Regions from separate parts of the Homo sapiens genome. Here region 2 is linked to region 1. The links are chromatin contacts, found by Hi-C or POLR2A ChIA-PET in ENCODE. All regions are on one chromosome and are shown on one strand. The core of a region is the stretch at or near the end of the contact, and the rest is flanking DNA. Distances in the headings are between cores, read along the strand shown. Region 1 has its middle 25 kb from the start of LINC03050. Region 2 has its middle 21 kb from the start of LINC01812.

Region 1 (3,114 bases), core at 77-2,576:
GCTGAGGCAGAGAATTGCTCGAACCCGGGAGGCAGAGGTTGCAGTGAGCCGAGATTGCACCACTGCACTCCAGCCTGGGTGACAGAGTGAAACTCCGTATCAAAAAAAAAAAAAAAAAAGATTTACCATCTTAAATTTTTTTTTTTTTTTTTTGAGATGGAGTCTCACTCTGTCGCCCAGGCTAGAGTGCAGTGGTGCAATTTCAGCTCACAGCAACCTCTGCCTCCCGGGTTCAAGTGGTTCTCCTACCCCAGCCTCCTGAGTAGCTAGGATTACAGGCGCGCACCACGCCCAGCTAATTTTTGTATTTTGTAGTAGAGACGGGGTTTCTCCATGTTGGCCAGGCTGGTCTCGAACTCCTGACCTCAAGCAATCTGCCTGTCTCGACCTCTGAAAGTGCTGGGATTACAGGCATGAGCCACCACACCTAGCCCATTTAACCACTTTTAAGTATGCAGTACATTAATGTTAATTATGTACATTGCTGCGCGGCAGATCTCTAGAACTTTTTTATCTCGCAAAACTGAAATTTTATACCCACTGAACAACATCTCTTCTTTTCCTCCTCCCTTCAGCCTCAGGCAACCACCACTCTACCTCTACTTTCTGTTTCTAAGAGTCTGACTGTTTTGGATACCTCATATAAGAGGACTTATGCAGCATTTGTCTTGCTGCAACTAGCTGGTTCCACTTAGCATAGTGTCCTCCACATTCATCCATCTCTACTAAAATTACAAAAATTAGCTGGGCATTGTGGCAGGCGCCTGTAATCCCAGCTACTCAGGAGGCTGAGGTAGGAGAATCGCTTGAACCTACATCCTTGTAGCCTATGACAGGATTTCCTTAAGGCTGAATAATATTCCATTGTATATATGATGGATGATCTTGCTACATCATTTTACTGCTGAAAGGTGAATGGACTTGTGAAAATACCACTGTGTTGGCCGGGCACGGTGGTTCACACCTGCAATCCCAGCACTCTGGGAGGCCGAGGTGGGTGGATCACCTGAGGTCAGGAATTTGAGACCAGCCTGGCCAACATGGTGAAACCCCATCTCTTCTAAAAATACAAAAATTAGCTGGGCATGGTGGTGGATGCCTGTAATGCCAGCTACTTGGGAGGCTGAGGCAGGAGAATCTCTTGAACCCGGAAGGCAGAGGTTGCCGTGAGCTGAGATCGCACCATCGCACTCCAAGAGCGAAACTCTGTCTAAAAAAAAAAAAAAGAAAGAAAGAAAAAGAAAATTCCACTGTGTTGATTCAGTTCCTGCCCACAGAGAAAGAGACATTGCCTCTGACCAACTCAAATATCCGAGTTATGAGTCATTCGTTTGTCATTGATTTATTTACATATCAGGATCTACCAGTCCCAGTGTCCTGAATGCACGAGAGAAGATAGACTGAGTCCCTGCCTTCCCAGGATCTCCAGCCCAGTGGGGGCCAAACACACACCAACGAGCCCCAAAATGCCCAGCAAATGCCATAGTGAGAAGAGCCAGGGTGTGGAGAGTTTACAAGGAGAAGGCAGCCCACTGGGCTTGTGAGAGAGGCTAGGGAGGGGCTCACCAGGCACTGAGAGAGGGGAGCAATGGCAGGTACAGAAATCCAGAAAAGCCAAGAGAACAAGCCTGTTGTGACGTAAAAGCAAGTACACAGTGCCTACAAAGCATCCTTGCCCAAAAAAGAACTTAGATCTAATCAAATCTCTAGGTCAGAGTCTCTCAACCTCAGCAATACAGACATTTTGGGCCAGATAATTCTATGTTGCAAAGGAAAGAGTGCTCTCTTATATACTATAGGGGATTTAGCAGCATCCTTGGTCTCTATCCATTGGGTGCCAGGAGCACCCATCCAGTTGTAGCAACCAAAAATGTCTCCAGATATTGCCAAATATCCCTTCAGGAGCTAAATTGCCCCCAGTGGGAACCACTGCTATACTTGGGAAGTTTAATGTAGTGATGGGTTCAGGAGTGGCTGGATCAGGGCTCTGGCTCTGCATTTCTTTCATCAATTGCCTTCTCTCCTGTGTCAGCATCATCTCAAATCTAGCTTTGTTCAAGATACCAAGTGGTTGCTACAGCTCCAGACCTCACAGCTATGTATACTGACCAGACAAAGAGTTTCTTCTCCCACAGTCACTGAGCAAAGGCCTGACTTCGTACTAATTGTGCTAACCTAAACCTGTCCCCTTTCCTATCTCAATCACTGTTGTCAGGGGAAAGCTCCTTACTTCCTGGCTTGAGTTCACATTAAGTGTCTATCCCTGAATTAGTTCATTTACTTCTAACTCATATTAGTCCAGGCGTGGTGGCTCACGCCTATAATCCCAACACTTTGGGAGGCTGAGGTGGGTGGATCACCTGAGGTCAGGAGCTCGAGACCAGCTTGGCCAACATGGTAAAACCCCGTCTCTACTAAAATTACAAAAATTAGCTGGGCATTGTGGCAGGTGCCTGTAATCCCAGCTACTCGAGAGGCTAAGGTAGGAGAATCGCTTGAACCCAGGAGGCGGATGTTGCAGTGAGCCGAGATTGCACCACTGCACTCCAGCCTGGACATCAGAGTGAGACTCCATCTAAAAAAAAAAAAAAAAAAAAAAGACAAAAAATTGAATGCCTACTCTTATAGCCACCTATGTAACCTTACAGTAAATTCTCTTTTCTGTTTAACCTGCTTTAAGGAGGGCTCTGTTATTTTCAACCATTCAACTATTCAACCATTCAACTATTAAGACAAACCACATCTAGAGCATTTGGAGAGGGAACCGTGATGATGAGAGGAGCCCTGAAAGCAGTCCTAATGCAATCAGTACATTGAATAAGCAAGACACCTGATTATAGTGACCAAAACAGCTCATTTGCTCTATCTCTCAACCCTTTCATTTTTACTTACAAAGATATCAGCCTGTTCCTCAGAGGAAAATGTCATCAGTTTTTTTGTTTTTTTGTTTTTTTTTGCCCACTTCTAGGTCAGAGACAATTCTTACGTCACTGTAAATCCCAAACACAGTCTTGACTTCAAAATAAGGATGTCCTGTCAATATAATATTTGGCACACACTTTTTTTGTTTTGTTTTGTTTTTGTTTTTTTTGAGACGAAGTCTCACTCTGTCGC
Region 2 (3,255 bases), core at 370-2,869, 2.3 Mb before region 1:
TCCTTGAATTGCTGTCCCTTCAAAGAGGTAGTTAATCTTTCAGTGGTATCTTGGCACATTCCTGGGACCAAAATAAGCAGGACAGATCTGAGACAGCAGACCCAGGGAAGAGGAAAATTCTCTGCTGGTCTTCCTCTTATGGGTGGGTGGGTTTGGTGGTCGTGGGCCAGATCTGAGTATGTTTATCAAAGGCAGCTGCTGGTGCAATTTAAACTGAATTCAGAAATTAGGATGGCAACGTTGCCACCATTAGTGAGTTTTCAGTGGGTTGTCTAAATGCTATGGTAAGTTGGTGGTCTGACTATATTTAGGGCCACATATTACTCACATAATCCTATTTATCTTACATATCCCAAATTTGCTTAAAAACCGGGATTGAGTAGGTAGGTGAAGTTGTGAGAGGAGGGAAAAAGTAAATGTCTTCTGTCTAATGACCTGAAAACAAATTTGCAAGATGGTTCTGGTAGAAGGAATTTTTTCCTCTTGGAATTACTTGTAGTTAAATACACAAAGAGTATAGCCAGAAGGAAGGGGTTTGTAAAGATAAAATACATATTTCCTTTTGAAACCTTTTTTTTTTTTTTCAACATATGTGACCTTAACCCAAACCCTAGTCTTTACTTCCATTTTGCTGAGATTTAAATAAAACAAACTAAAATTTGCAGGGAAGCCTGCCATAGTGTGTGTGTATTTTTTTTTTTTTAACTTTCCCCTTTTTTCAGGAGATTCTGGTAAATGAATTGAATAAATGTACTTAAGAAAAAAATCAACTCAGCTGGCACAAATCACTAATATCATGGGCTAAAGATTTCACTATTTTTTACAAGCCTTAATAATTATATAACTGTCTAGACAGCACTGTCCAGTAGAAATATGATCTAATGTGTATGATGCATAATTTAAAATTTTCTAGCAGCCACATTAAAAAAGGTGAAATTGACTTTAATATATTTAATTTACCCCAATTTATCCCAAATACTATCATTTCAACATGTGGTCAATGTGAAAAATCAATGAGATATTTTATACATTTTTTTTTTTTTTTTTTTTTTTTTTTTTACAGAATATCCCAATTTGGACTAGCCACATTTTAAGTGGCCAATAGCCACTCGTGGCTGGTGACTCCTGTATTGGACAGAGTAAGTCTAGAGGGCAGAGATCGTATCTGATTTACTCTATTCCCTTCCCAGTTTAACAAACCAGTGCCTAAATAACTGATTATTATTATTATTTTTTAAAGGACTGATTTTTGATCATGAGTGTTTTAGAGTGCTAATGTCTCGTTAGACGTTCTGGGAATAGAGCTGGTCAACTAGAAAAAGGAAAAGTTGTTCTCCAGAGACCCAGGCTTTTTGAATAGAAGAAGAAATGTCCCTAGAAGAAATGTCAGGCTGTGGGTTCCACGTTTTCTGGAAGTTACCCCCTTGCAAACAGGCAGGTTCAAGGCATCCATTTTTTTTTCTACCCGTAGGGGGAGCTCTTGGCCCTTTACTCTTAATAAATTCCAAGTCTGGTTCTCAGAGGCCGGCAGTTTGGAGTTCTTTCACCTGGGTCTGTGGAGAGGTTGTTTTTGGCTTCAAACCAGCAGTGCTTTCGCAATCTCCACACGTTACGGCTGCTGAAATGCGAGGACACCAGCCGGGTGGCGGCTTGAGTCTTGTGATTCCCAGGCAGTCCGGCGAAATGATAAACAAAAGTCTTTTGTGCAATATTAATAAGCTTTAAGCACTCCCCAGCCGAGCCCCTTGTCATCCAAGTAAGTCATGTGTATCAAAAGCCCTTATATGTGAAAGTTTGTTTTCATATCTGGCCAGCGTTGAATGGGAGCCCCCTTTGCCATGTTGTAAAACAAACATTTGTTTATTTTGTGAACAGTGCTGGCAGTATGATACAGGAACTGGGGGCTGAATGGAGAGACCCCTTTCCAAGGAGGCGCCTTTGAAAACCTTTTTGCTGGACCATTCCAACTGTCAACTGATCTTGAGTTCTGTTTACATTAAGACAATAACAGTGTTTCCTAAATAAATAAGTTAGGGACACCCGTGGGCCTTAATGAAACCCCATAAATGGGATGGAGGGGTGGGAGTGGGGAAGGAGTTTTTGTGCTGTGCAGAAACAATGGCCAGTTCATCTTACGGTGTCCCCAAGGCTTGTGTTTTTAAGACAGAAGGGGGCCTTTGTGTTAATTACACTGATAAAAACTCCCCTGGCAGGGCTTCCCCTGGACCGGTGGCATAAAAGATGTGACATTTCGCCCGTGTGAATGCCACACTGCCAAACAGACATTTTCTTAAGCAGAGAAGGCCAGCCCCCACCCCCTCTTCCTCACCAGTTGATCAGCTAACCTCTCCTGGTGTGTAGAGAAAATAAATAAAAACTGTAAGACTAAACCATCTGCTGCTGGGGGTGTCTGGCTTCTTTCTTAGTTGGGTTGGAGCTTCCAGGAATCCATCCATTTTGGTTTCTGAACGGTCCAAGTTGTCCTCAGGTAGGATGGACATAGAGGCAGACGGCTTGTAGTGGAGGAGGAGATGTTGCCCTGAGAGTTTGGGTTTCAGTGGGTTTTCCTGGGAAGCAGGAATTTCAGCTTGTTACTGGAAGTTACATTTCTGAGCAAAAGACGTATGCTAGGTGAAGACTGAAGGCTGAAGATGAGGAACCAGCAGGGCTCACTGCTTGTAAATTAGAAAATAATTTTCTAAATACTATGGTACTGCCATACAAAGTCGCTAAAATAGAGACTGTCATACAAATATTTTCAATTATAAGGATTTCTTATTTGTTCCACAGAAACATATTTAATATACATTTAATGTTAACATTCATATAATTTCATAACTTGCTTTTTTTTAGGTTAGTATTTTTTGATGGGCATTTTCTCCAACTTGCCACCTAATTTTTATAATGATCATTTTCAGTGAATGTACAATCTTCTAAGTGGATATACCATAATTTGCTAATCTGTATCCTTATCCTTGGGTACTCAGAATGTTTAGGATTTTTCATTATCATAAAATACTACAATGAATATCTTCATACCATACATTATTTCCTTTTTGGAGAAATATTGAGATAAATCTGCAGGCTATGATTACTTACGGCTTTTTGACACATAATAGCATGGTAGTTTCCCAGAAGGATTTTAAAATAAAGTAGCTTACTTTTCAGACTATGACGGTTACCTCCTTTTATAGTGGTTTCTTCGCACTTTCACTCCCCTCTAGCCCTTCTTATTTGTTCAGGACAATCCTTTCC

What was found. Hi-C counts contacts between places; a loop is a spot of excess contacts on that map. ChIA-PET counts read pairs that join two places held with the same protein, here RNA polymerase II (POLR2A). Pooled maps may share reads with other maps.
Region 2: a map of PC-9 shows a loop between it and region 1 (9-fold over the local background). The contact joins two enhancer-like sites. A Hi-C loop is called at or near these places in 1 of 168 maps with a recorded cell type or tissue (PC-9) and 4 of 50 pooled maps. POLR2A ChIA-PET finds 5 or more read pairs at or near these places in 1 of 52 experiments (BJ).

What each region holds. Positions count from the first base shown.
Region 1 is chr2:65,575,348-65,578,461 of GRCh38, reverse strand. No RefSeq gene overlaps it. Among named protein-coding and RNA genes, the nearest start is that of LINC03050, 25 kb to the left of the region's middle. RefSeq lists enhancers at 1,114-1,613, 833-2,032. Within about 2 kb of position 1,326, at least 8 of the 41 ENCODE cell types and tissues checked have a DNase peak (open chromatin) inside an H3K27ac peak, as active enhancers do.
Region 2 is chr2:67,844,860-67,848,114 of GRCh38, reverse strand. No RefSeq gene overlaps it. Among named protein-coding and RNA genes, the nearest start is that of LINC01812, 21 kb to the right of the region's middle. Within about 2 kb of position 1,619, at least 13 of the 41 ENCODE cell types and tissues checked have a DNase peak (open chromatin) inside an H3K27ac peak, as active enhancers do.